2 separate regions of the Homo sapiens genome follow, and region 1 is linked to region 2. Evidence: read pairs that join two places in POLR2A ChIA-PET (ENCODE). Cell type or tissue: endothelial cell of umbilical vein. All regions are shown on one strand. Each heading gives the region's core, and the rest is flanking DNA. Links, peaks and the distances in the headings are about the cores only.

Region 1 (6,610 bases), core at 1,331-3,830, 370 kb before region 2:
CACAGGCATGCTAAATTAGCTGAGAAGAATCTGAGAATGCTAGATTTTTATAACCAGGCAGAATAAGTCCAAAAATACCATCAAGGATTGTACAGAACAGTTAAGAATTCTGCTTGGTAGGCACTGGGCATAGAGCTGCCAAAACAACAAAACAAAACAATAAAACCTAAAAAAGAATTGCATCCACTCCAGGGAAAGCTTGTCTGATGAACTCTCTTGCCACTCTGGTTTTATTGGTGTGGACCTTCAGGATGCGTATTAACGTTTTAGTGAAGAGGTCTTTGGGCTACACATGACATGACAGAAACCCAACTTGAACTGATTCTTACAAAGAGAGAATATATCACCTCTCATAACTGAGAAGACTAGGAGGAATCAGGCTTCAGGCATGGCTGCCTCCAGGGGCTCAAATGATACTGTGTTAGGCAGTCTCTCAAATGGCTCTCAATGATCCTGGCCTCCTGGTACTCACGCCCTGTGTAATCCCCTCCCCTTGAGTGTAGTTGGACCTAAGATCTGCTTCTAACAAATAGAATACAATAAAAATGATGGGATGTCGTTTCTGAGATTAGCTTGCAGAGGGACTGTGACCTGGGCCTTGCGTGCCATTGCTTGCTCTTCTCATAGAGCCCTCCACTTGCAGGAATCAAATTGTCATGTTGGGAGTAGTCCTATGGAGAGGCCCCGGTGGCAAGAAACTGAGGTCTCCAGCTCTCAGCAAGAACCCGAGGCCTGCTAACACCCACGTGAGTGAGCTCAGACTCAGGTGTGCTCTGAAACCTGCTGCCAGGTGAGTGCAGTTCTTCCCACAGGGAGCCCTGAGATGACCGCCGCCTCCGGGGAGACCTTGAATCAGAACCGCCCAGCTAAGCTACTCCTGCATTTCTGACCCACAGCACAGGTGAGATAGTAAACGTGTTGCTTTAAGTGGCTTCTTTTTGGGGGTAATTCATCAGTCACGCTCGGTAACCAGTACCGATGCCATCTACACGTCGTCTTCTCTCCATCTTCCCCAGAGCTTTCCTCTATGTGGCCTTCATGACCAGGCAGAGATGGCAAAACAGTGGCCGGGAACTCCAGACTCATGGCCTAGCTCCCTCCAATAGTGGCTTTCTCCTTTGCAGTAGATAAGGAAAAATTCCTGGGATCGAGTCTCATGAAACTGACTTGGGTTGCTTTCTGCTGGAGCCCTTAGCATTGATTTTTCTTTGTGCTGTTCCCTCTGTCAGTTTGGAAATGTGAAAGATTGTAACAGGAAAGTTCCATGTCAGTCTTTGTGGCCTCCCTGCTTTCAGCCTCCCTGAGTTCTAGCCTAGGCCAAAAGTGACACTGGAGTTTCTTCTCCTTTTTTTTTTTCCCCCCATTGGTGAAGCTCGACAAAAATCAAGGTGATGGGACAGAGAAGGTACAGACAGATGAGGCAGTGGTAGGTGCCTCTGCCGCTAAAGAGTGCTATCGTCAATTTATTTATTGACTGTTAATAGTTACTAGTGACTACTAAAGTGTTCAGTTTTAATTTTTATTTTCTATCTTTATGACCAAGCATTGATTAGTTTCTATAAGCCTCCTGGGCCCAGTGATTGGCTCAACTGCTGAAATTATACCATATAGTTATATAAACATGTACCAAGCGTTGAATGGCTGCTGCTGAGCTCTGTTCCCAATGGGGATCACGGCTGCAGCATTCATCCTGAGTTTTGCCTTCCCACTTCTAGCTGGGAGTGGAGGAACATCACATGTAAAGGCCAGGGCTATAGATTTAGGGACCTGGGTTTGAGTCCTGGTTAGAGTGTTGCCTTGGCCTTTCTGAGCTGTAGTCCCTTTTTATGTAAAACGAGGATTTTAGTGCCTGCCTCATAGAGCTGTTGTAACTATTAAATGACACAAAACTTATGCTGTTGTTTATATTTACTTATTCCTGGAGCAAACTAAATGTTTTATACATTGTCCATAGAAATAATGTTTTAATGTCCCTCTTAAAATGCAGAAACCGGCTGGGCACAGTGGCTCACGCCTGTAATCCCAGCACTTTGGGAGGCCGAGGCAGGCAGATCACAAGGGCAAGAGATCAAGACCAGCCTGGCCAACATGGTGAAACCCTGTCTCTACTAAAAATACGAAAATTAGCTGGGTGTGGTGTCACGCGCTGTAGTCCCAGCTACTCAGGAGGCTGAGGCAGGAGAATTGCTTGAATCCGGGAGGCAGAGGTTGCAGTGAGCCAAGATCGCGCCACTGCACTCCAGCATGGTGACCGTCTCCAAAAAAAAAAAAAGGCAGAAACCAAATCTGAACAGACACCTCATGTAATGATGTAATTACTTCAACAACTTCTGAACTCTTCTAATGACATAGCTTAGTCTGTATAGATTTTTATTTTTACTTTTGGTAGACACATATATTGTTGACTTAAATTGATCTTTTAATGAGTGAAAAACCCTCCCAGTTCTTTTTTACATGGACTGTTGACAAACCTCATATCTCTGACTCTGCACTTGTCCCAGTGAATATTTGTACTCAAACACTTGGCTTCACATTGATGCCTTTGACACTCGTTTTGTTGTTTGTGGACATATTCATTTTATCTGCCCGGTCTTTTTGAATTTTTTTTGCCTTTGCCCAGTAGATTGGTTGGATGTGCACTATGCTGGATGAATAATTTGACCATTTGATGACCAGGCCATCCATCTTGTCAGTTGAGACATTGCAAGAGTCTAGTCTAGAGACCCTTGGCACACCAGTAGAGACCCCTTTTGGCTCACACTTGCTGGATAATCAATCTGTACTTCCTTTTTTTAGCCAGCTATGGATGCTCCTAATCGTTCTAATCTTCAACCCACATAGCTCTATATTCCCCACCTGGATGCCATGAAAGCCTTTTCTAAATGCTTTTTTAAAATTCACAGCCTATATCTACATTATTATAATTATCATAAAAAGAAAACAGGCTGGAAGCAGTGGCTCACATCTGTAATACTTGCATTTTGGGAGGCCAAGGAGGGCAGATCGTTTGAGGTCAGGAGTTCAGGACCAGTCTGGCCAACATAGTGAAACCCCATCTCTACTAAAAATACAAGAATTAGCTGGGCATGGTGGTGCATGCCTGTAATCCCAGCTACTTGGGAGGCTGAGGCAGGAGAATCAGTTGAACTCAGGAGGTGGAGGTTGCAGTGAGCTGAGATCACTCCATTGCACTCCAGCCCGGGCGACAGAGGGAAACTCTGTCTCCAAAAGAAAAAAGAAAACAAAAGGTCCTTCTATATCATTAGCTGTCCCTTTGTTGAGCAGAAGTTTCAAGACGCAGTTTCCTTTACTACTTGCGAATGATGCTATTGCTACCACGGAAGAGTTTCTGCTTTTCCACATTTTTGCCAGTACTTGGTATGATCAGATTTTTTAAATGAATTTTTCTGAGGGTGGAATGCTATCTTACTGTTTTTGTAATTAGAAATTCCTACTCACTAGTGAAGAAGAGCATGTTTTATATTCATTGACAATTTGAGTTTTCTTTGATGACTTGCCTGTTTATATTCTTTGCTCATTTTTTTGAATTTTCATTTTAAACTTAATATATCTTGATATTTCTAGATATGTGCACATATAGAGTGCTAGTATTTTGTTTTTAACAACTGCAGAATGTTACATTTTATGGATATAGTATGATTTATTTAACCATATTCTTCTGATATTTAGTTTTTTTCCTAGTTTTTGTTTCCTACTATAAACATTGCCTTACTTGATATCATTTGGCTAGTATATCCACAGATAAGGTTCCATTCCAGGAGGAAATTGTAGATTGTTTTTAAAGTTTGTGCATTTTATATTTTAAGCGATATTATTAAACAGCTTTCCAAAAATGTTGCACCAATTTACACCCTTTCCCCAACAGGTATCTCATCTGTTGTGACGATGTGTCAGGACAGGGCTATCTGTGTTCTTCAACTGACTAGGCCATTTGTACAACATGCCCTTGGCATTGTCTTCACTTGTCTCTCTCTCTTTTTTTTTTTTCCCCAAGAGAGCTCTCTCCATGGTACAATCATCCTCTCTTGCCCAGCTTTCCACAGGATTCTGGGGGAGACTGTATTTTCATTTAGCAAGCATTTGCTCTCCCTCTCCCATACCCCCGCCACCCCTTTATGGGAAGAACATATTATCCCACTGATGTTGGGTTGGCCATGTGACTTCCTTCAGACATCAGAGTGCAAGTGAATGAGGCATGAGCAGAGGCTTTACGTGTGCTTGTATGGCTTAGCTTCCCTCCTGTGCCACTGCCATTTTCCATGAGAAGAGCATGCCCCAGGTGGTTCTGGTTCAGAATGAGAGACACAGGGAGCCTGACCCACAGCCTAAAGCAGTCACACCAGCCAACCCACTGATCCGTGAGTGAGAAATACATGCTTTTATTGTACTTGCCGAGATTTTTGGGTTTGGGTTGTTACATGGCATGATTGCAACAATTGCTGACTAATACAAGCTTCTCACATTTATATTTTCAAAATGCTATATACTTGGAAACATATATATATTTTTACAGAAGTGCATAGCATATTTATGATTGTGTTACACAGGTTTTCCTGCTGTCTTTGTCTTTTCCTTATTAGATCGGTTATCCCCTCTTTTATTTTCCCTTATCCTACCTAAAGAAGTCTCCTTTCCTTTCCAAGTAATCCATGTTAACAGCCTACAATGCAGCCATCTATATTTTCTCCATATTTATTATATACTTATATACAATAATATGAATGCATATATTGCAGGAATGACATTCAAAATATGTAGCAAATACGTACTGGCTGCAGTATGCACAGCACCAACCAAACACAGTGAACGCTTGCTAAAATGTCCAATATGGTTTTATCAGTGTACACTGGCTGAATGCCAGCCCTGCACACACACGTACACATATACACAACAGAAATTTCTATCATTATGTTGTTTTACAAAAATGGAGCAATATTATGAACACTTTTACCCTATATTTTTAATGATTGTTTTCCACACAGTACCTCATTCCTTAAATTTCAACTCCAATATGGCTCTATTCATTCCATTTAATTGCTGTATAAAGCCATATTGAATGGGCTAGATCTATCAGTGTTTATTCAACAGTACCCTATTAATGGCCTTTTTCTTTGTACTGGTGTTTTTGCTACTGGGAACAATGCTGCAATTAGCATTCTTGTGCAAATATTGATGTGTCCTGGTGCTTTTATCTTGAGAGCATCAAGTCCCCAGAATGGAGCAGGTGGATTGATTGAGTGGTAAATTTTGTTAGATGACGTCAGATAGCTTTTCAAAGTTCAGTAACAATTTATATTTTTTGCCATCAAGATTTAAAGAAATCCTTTCCCCTACATCCCACTCAGCTATAAGTAAGTGGCTTTCTGATTTTTGCCAGTAAGTATAGGTATACAATAATGATCTGCATTTCCCAAACTGCTAGTGAGCTGAACACTTTTTCATGTCTTGGCTACTTGGATCTTCTCTCCATGTCTTTGCTCATTTCTCCATTGCGTTTTTTATATCCTTGTCAATATGTAGAACCTTTTTTTGCATATTGTAGGTATGAATCCTATGCCTACATTGAAATACTTTTTTTCTTAATCTACTATATGTCTATTGTTTTGGCGTAGGTTATCACTGCCCTAGCAAATGCTATCATGAGTTTAGGAGTGTGCTGCATCTTTCTCATGTATTTCTTTATATCTCTCTCCCCCTTCCCTCCCTCTGTTCTCCTCCCTTTCCTCTTCTTTCCCATTTCTTTCTCTCTCTGTGCCTGTTTTCCTTCCTTTCTGTGTCTTCCTCAGGATCTCCTTTTTTCTACCTCCTGCTCTGTCTGCTTCCTTTCATCTACTCCTTACCTCCTTGCTTCTCCAGCTCCATGGGAATACTCATTTTCAGTGCAGAGAGCACAGTGTTTTTCTGCTTGTGTCACTTACAAAACCAAGTCAGACCGAAGAGGTATTGCAGAGCAGCCCAGTAAGGGGTTAAAGCAGTATGTTTTCAAAATCGGCTGAATGTAAGTTCCTTTGGGAAGGTTTTTCTTTTTATATGGATCCCCCAGACCCATCCTCAGAGGTTTTGATTCTGTAGGTCTGGATGGGTGTCAGTGGGTATTTATTTCCAAATCTATCCAGGTGATTGCAGTACCTGGCCATCTGTGGGTGAGTGCTGGCTCAGGGAAGTTGGACATGTGCTCCCCAGTGTGGGGGTAGCTTGCTTGGGTGACTGGACAACACAGGTTATTGCAGTCTTAGATAATTGGCTTCCACAACCACCCAGCTCAGCACAAGACAGCAGGGAGGGGTTCCAGCGGAGTAGAGACAATGGTGAAGTCGTGGTCTTCTGGCCGGATTCTGCATCTCAAATGGCAGCTTTGCATGAATGCAGCCGCAGTGTGGCAAATGGGCACAGGGGGGCAGTGTGGCCCCACGTGGCTCCGAAGCCCTCTGATTCTGCATGAGGCCTGACCCGGGCTGGAATGCCGGCTCCAGGAAAGCTGTGAGCTGGTGAAGGGCTCTCCCACTGCCTTCTTCCCCTTCCACTCTTAGTCCCTGTCCCACAGAACCTGGCTTTCAGATGATTAAAGTTCATCCACCATTTACTGAGC
Region 2 (6,610 bases), core at 1,396-3,895:
GAACCTGGGAGGTGGAGGTTGCAGTGAGCTGAGATCACGCCATTGCACTCCAGCAATGCAATGGGTGACAGAGTGAGACTCTATCTTAAAAAAACAAAACAAAGCAATCAAATCCAGTGGCTCACTGAGCTCCTTCTCTTTCCTTCCTTCCTTCCTCCTTTCTTTCTTCCTTCCTTTCCTTTCTTCTTTTCTTTTCTTTTCTTTTTTCTTTTCTTTTCTTTGGAGACAGAGTCTCGCTCTACGCTCTATCCCCCAGGATGGAGTGTAGTAATACGATCTCGGCCAGCTCACTGCAACCTTCACCTCCCAGGTTCAAGCAATTCTCCTGCCTCAGCCTCCTGAGTAACTGGGATTACAGGTGCGTGCCACCATGTCTGCCTAATTTTTGTGTTTTTAGTAGAGACAGGGTTTTGCCATGTTGGCCAGGCTGGTCTCGAACTCCTGACCTCCGGTGATCCGCTGGCCTTGGCTTCCCAAAGTACTGGGATTACAGGCGTGAGCCACCACACCCAGCCACTGAACGCTTTCCTACCACATCAGTTACTGTCATGCGTTTGTATGATTATTGTCTACTTTATGAATTTTTATTTGACAATAATTTGTATTCATTCATTTATTATATTGCAACTGGCATATTCCAGCAGCTCAAAGCATGAAGCGGGAACACACCCTGGAGAGGACACCATCCCACACTCACTCACACTGGGATCGTGTAGACACACCAACTCACATAACATGTACATCTTTGGGACGTGGGAGGAAACTGGAATACCCGGAGAAAACCCACACAGACATTGGGAGAACGTGCAGACTCCACACAGTGGAGTTTCCCTGGCTGGGAATCCATTTTTTTTCATATCAACATTATAATTAAATGATGTTGAATGAAATTATGTTATCTGAGGATCTGCTGTGCATATATAGTTCTCTATTTCACTGCTTTGTCTACCTGCAAGTACCACATTATTTTTTTTGTCTATGACTTTGTAAAACATTTTAGTATCTAGTGGTGTGAATCTTCCATTTTATGTTTTTATGTGGTATAGTTGCTTTTCCTAATGTGAACCCTTATTCTACTTTATATATTTTGGAAATAGTTTATCAGGTTCCCTACCCTCTCCCCACCCTAATCCCGCAGAAAAAGAAAAATTTTACCTGAATTTTGGTTGGATTTGCTATGAAATTATAGATTAATTTGGGGGTCAAATTAATATGTTTAAAAGGTTAAGTCAGTTGTGCAGAATCTGGATTTTATAAAAAATAAAAGTAAAATGTTGTTTCATTTATGAAACAGGATTATCAGGGAAACCACTACTGCTGGTCTCAGCTGCTTACAGCACCCAAGCAGTAGTTCACAGAGAAGCTGCCTCGAGTCTGCCACTGTCCCTACTTTTGTCCATAACCATAAATGATGACTTCTATTATCTCTTTCCAAATGTCATGCAAATTCCTCTCAGTAGCAGAATCAAACCCAAAAGCTCCATGGCAAGAGGCAGGGATAATGCCAAGTTGACAACTATCCACCCAGTACAAAAGAAAAACAAAAAGTTCTTAATAAATGTTAAGTGATTTTCAATAAAGTTTAAAACACACAATATCAAAGATATTTTGAGTCGAAGCATATTTTAACTGATTCAGTGATATGACATATTATTTCACTTGGAAGCATTTCAACTATTTTAAGATTTGCAGAGGCTCACATTTAAAATAGGATGAATCTTTCACAAGGAATAGTATTTCTGGAAAGATCAAACAGTCAGTATGATATAGTATTCCCTCACTGCTCACCCCTAGCCATAGGTTTATTAAACTGTACCTAGTAAGAACTTTATAATGTAAGAGGGGCATGAAGAATTTCATGACTGCCCAGACACCAGCAATAAAAATGATTCAATGTGGGGGTGAATATGATTTATTTTACATAATGTACACACTGTGTGTAAATGACTGAGTCATTATTGGTTATAAAGTATAAGTAGAATTATTATCCAGAACAGTGGTCTCCAAACTCTATTGATCATACATCTTTGTCCATAAAGTTGCTTTGATCATACACAAATATGGAAATTAAAAAATAAAATTAGAAAGAGAGTTTCTAACATTTCTTTCCAGTTTCCCAATGGACCACCTTATGCAGCTCTTGTGGGGCACACACCCCCTGTAATGAGCACTGACTTATCTACTCTCCTGTGTTTTGTCCACATTCTTCATCTAGCTGGTCAAAGCTAGGAACTGAATAAACGTTGCCCATTACATGTAGAAGGATGCGTTGATCAAGACCTAGAGTCAATACTAAATTAAGCACAAAACTGATCAAGAACTAGAGTCAAGTTCACTCCACTAAATATCATACCTGCCAGGAGGGGGCAGATGTGAACAGGGCGTAAGAAAATCCCTACTCAGAGACAGAGAATGTGGAAAAAACAAGCAGCTAGAGGGAGGTGGGGCACAAATTCTACAAGACACACTGAAGCCAGCCAGAGATAGCCCATGGCTAGAACAGGAAACAGTCTGAAAACATCAAACTAAAACCAGAATACAAAAACAACTGCCAAAGACAGAATAAAGAAAAATGCTGGGGTTGGGGATTTGGGTGTGTAGTTCACAGTGGTGAGTGGAAAAAAAAAAAAAAAAAAAAAAAAAAACCAGGAGCTTTCATCCAGAAGCCCAAAGCTGGAGTGAAGAAGAGCTTCAGACAGTGCCAGAACAAATTTCAAGAGCCAGGCAGAAATAGTCAGGACTTCCAGGGCTCAGAAGTTTATGAGGCAACTATTTTGAAACTATTCCTGCAAGTAAGACTCTTCTAAAAAAACAAACTAGTATTCTCAGTCTTGTGATTTCTGATCATAAGGAATTCTCATTCTTTCCAATCTGGGAGATATGCAAGGCTCTGGCAGACTTTTTGAAATGTTAGAGCTCAAAACACAAGTCAAGCAGTTATAGCACATTGCTGAGCAGACAGCACACATTCACTGAAGATTTGTTTACCATTGATTTATCCTGCATGAATGATGTTCCACAGAGGAACACTATCCATAGTGAATACCCCAGGGGCCGTGGAATGTGAAGGCTCTAATGCTCTTCAAGGACCAGGTGCTGTTCTAGGCCCCAGGGATACAGCAATGAACCAGATAGACAAAGCCCCTGCCCTCCTCACACTCACAATCTAGTGGGACAACAACAAATAAAGAAACAAACAGATAATAAATTCCAGATAGTGAAAGTTCAGTGAAGAAAATCAAGCAAGGAGATGGACTAGAGTATGCTGAGGGTGGAAAAGGTGGACTCTCCCTTAAAGAGTAGTCGGGGAAAAGACTTGTTTTAGAGATGTGAGCAAGCCTTGGGAATCTCTGAAGGAAAAGCATCCCAGGCAGAGAGAATAACAAGTGCAAAGTTTCTAAGGAATAAATGACTTGGTGTGTCTGAGAACACAGCAGAATGGCCAATGTGGCTGGAGAGGACCGAGTGAGAAGAGAGAATGTTCAAAAAGTGAGATTTGATGTTTAGCTTTTTCTGTACTTGTATAGGCCTGATTATGTGGCTTAGCTAAGGTTTCCTAAAGAATCTTCTAGTAGCTGCCATTGGTTTGTAAAATAAAATTGGGGCTGTAAAAATTCAAAAAAAAAAGTGAGATTTGAGAGGTAAGCAGAGCTTGACTTTGAAGGGTCTTGAAGGTCATGGTGAGGAGTTTAGATTTTAGTCTAATGTTATCAGATGTACTTTTTTTTTTTTTTTTTTTTTTTTTTTTTTTTTTTTTTGAGACGGAGTCTCGCTCTTTCGCCCAGGCCGGAGTACAGTGGCGCTATCCCGGCTCACTGCAACCTCCGCCTCCCGGGTTCACGCCATTCTCCTGCCTCAGCCTCCCGAGTAGCTGGGACTACAGGCGCCCACCACTACGCCCGGCTAATTTTTTGTATTTTTAGTAGAGACGGGGTTTCACCGTGTTAGCCAGAATGGTCTTGATCTCCTGACCTCGTGATCCGCCCGCCTCGGCCTCCCAAAGTGCTGGGATTACAGGCGTGAGCCACCGTGCCTGGCCTATCAGATATGGGTTTTTTAAAGATCACTCTGGTCACAGGGTCTGGCTGTAGGGAATCGGACTGCAGTGTAGGGAATTGGCCCCTGGACTGTAGGGGCTTAAGAGAGGAAGCAGTGGTGTGCTGGAGGCACAAGAGCTATTAAATTTTCAGGAATTTGTGAACCAATTGTTAAACACAACAATTATTGAAAATTAAATTATATAAACTCACAAATAAGTGATATTAAAAAAGATTGTGAAATGGCATCATTTGTCTGGGGTGATTCCTGAGGTTCGTCATCTCATACCAGGGAAATAGAGGAAGCGGACGCACAAGGAGTGAGCTTAAGAGCAAAGGTTTAATCGGTGAAAGAAAGAGAAAAGAGGATAGCTCTCTCTCTTGCAGAGAGAGAGAGAGAGCAGCGCCCAAGTGGGTCTTCCACTTCTGTGGTAAAATGCACAGGGTTTCATAGACTGGCTTGAGAGGTGGTGTCTGATTTACATAAGGCCCAAAGATTGGTTGTACCAGGTGTGACATTTATATAGCGTGGGAAGAAGCTGGCCATCCCACCCTAACCTTTTATTATGCAAATGGGTTTTCTACCTGGCTGATGCCATGTTGTCTGCTCCTTACTGCACACGAGGTTGACAAAGAAAAGGGAAGATGGAGCCGCCATGTTGAACATGTCTAGCCCCTAGGTAGCCTTTTCCTATTGGCACAGCTGCCAGCATTCACCTGTGCAAGCTTCCAGCTTGCTTATTATCTCTGTTTGCAGCTTGATTTTACAGGCTGCTCTTTGTTAGAAAAGAAATGATTTGGGGGCTGCTTTTCACCGAAAAGAAAACCTTATGGAGGACTTTCTTACCCTTACTGTCTGCCTAAACAATTTCTAGCTCCTGTATCAATTGTAAATAATTTTTAAAAATCACTTTCTAATTATTTTACTACATTCACCATTATTGATGCACTGGAGGTTACTTACATCTTTTTATCTGTGCCTCTCTTCCCAACTCTCTGTTCATTGACATCATGTTGGTAGTTTGAAATGGCCGTGGTGGAAGTGTTTACACCACAGAAACTGGTGAAGACTACAAAGTAGGGCTTTTCCTCTTAGACAGCAAGGGGAATGTTTACCATCCACCACTGAAACAGGAAGACCAGCATCATGACAGCAGTCTGTGTGAGAGATAGTGGCCATGAAAACGAGGATGGTAGCAGTGGTGATCTGACAGTGACACAGTTTCACATAGATTTAAAGGTGAAGTCAGCAGAACTTGCTGATGTATTACATGTGAAAAGCGAAGGAAACAGAGGTATAAATAATGACCTCTGAGATTTTGAATGTGAGATTGGATGTAGCAATAATTAAAGAAAAGTTTCTTGAGACATTTTCCTTTCTAGGGCGTTTGTCAAGGTTTTTAAGATAGGTATCCTTTCTACAAGATAGGTGATGTTCTACAAGATAGCAATACTTGATGTAACAGATATGGTAATCACATAAAGTCAATGTTTGTCTTTTTTTTCCACTATGTACAGCATCCGGTATATAGTAGATGCTCAGTGTCTAGTCATACCCCTAGAATGGGATGTTATCTTCTGTATTTTGGATTTACATGTATTTAGGAATCTACAAGAAAAGCCATAGTCATTTCACCAGAACCTAGACATTATATCAACTGGCTTGAAAATGGTAGTTGAAAAGAACTGAATCACTTATTGAAACACAGAGCTCTCTAACTAACTGGTACTACATACCTAGTGGGCTATCCTCATTGGTACTGAAGACAGTGCTTTTTAGAGAATCTTATAACACAGTAAGGACACCTTATTTTTAAAGAGAATTAGGCCAAGATTTCTTTGTGAATAGAATTCCTATCATAATGCCTCACTTGATGAGGATGGGAACAACAGATGTACATGTTAATATAAAATTAAAGTTTAACTTTAAATGTCTACCAGCCACCTTTTATCACCATCCTTCCAAAGATAGTATCTCCTCCAGCTATAGTTTGACTTTGCCTCACTTAGTATATTTCCTTTAAAACACTTATCACATTTTATTAGCTTCGTTATTTATTGGTTTGTTAATTGCCTGACTCTTCCATTTGATTATAAACTGTGCGAGGACAAGGACCTTGTCTGTATCAGGTACTGCTGTAGTTGCAGCAACTATTACACTGCTTGGCACACAGTAGGATCTCAATAAACATTTGCTGAATAAAAAGATTGAGTATTTGATGAATGATCATAGAAAAGGGCAATAGGCCAGACAGGTATAAAAGGCATTTAACAATTTATCAACCTAGCAACACCTCACGTTTTATCAAATAAACAGCTACTCTACTGAGGTCTACTAAACAATGCTTTGTAAATACAATACATAAACAGCTTCTATTTAGCATGCTGAAGAAAATCTTGCTTGAGAGGTGGGTGACATGGTCCTTCTGTAAAATTTTGAAAAGGCTTTTCATTTGTTGGAAATAGCAAAACCTACTCTAATTCATGTAGGAAAAAATAAATAGGTTAACAGATGTTAGATAGCTCATAGAGTCTCCAGTAGGCCTAGAGAATTATACTTGGAGGCTACTCAG

Evidence for each region. ChIA-PET counts read pairs that join two places held together with the same protein. Peaks named below come from ENCODE experiments on the same cell type or tissue, not always from the same donor. Only the 100,000 strongest peaks of a DNase experiment are listed, where the experiment ranks them.
Region 1: POLR2A ChIA-PET joins it to region 2 with 6 read pairs; 3 of 35 experiments call an interaction of 5 or more read pairs at or near these places.

Annotation. Positions count from the first base shown.
Region 1 is chr7:106,170,442-106,177,051 of GRCh38, forward strand. No RefSeq gene overlaps it. Among named protein-coding and RNA genes, the nearest start is that of SYPL1, 61 kb to the left of the region's middle. RefSeq lists a silencer at 6,304-6,443. In endothelial cell of umbilical vein, for the core only: no CTCF peak of the experiment used is centred there; no DNase peak of the experiment used is centred there.
Region 2 is chr7:106,540,292-106,546,901 of GRCh38, forward strand. No RefSeq gene overlaps it. Among named protein-coding and RNA genes, the nearest start is that of CTB-30L5.1, 55 kb to the right of the region's middle. In endothelial cell of umbilical vein, for the core only: a CTCF peak has its summit at 2,366 (motif pointing right); a DNase peak (open chromatin) is centred at 2,410; H3K27ac peaks cover 1,708 bases.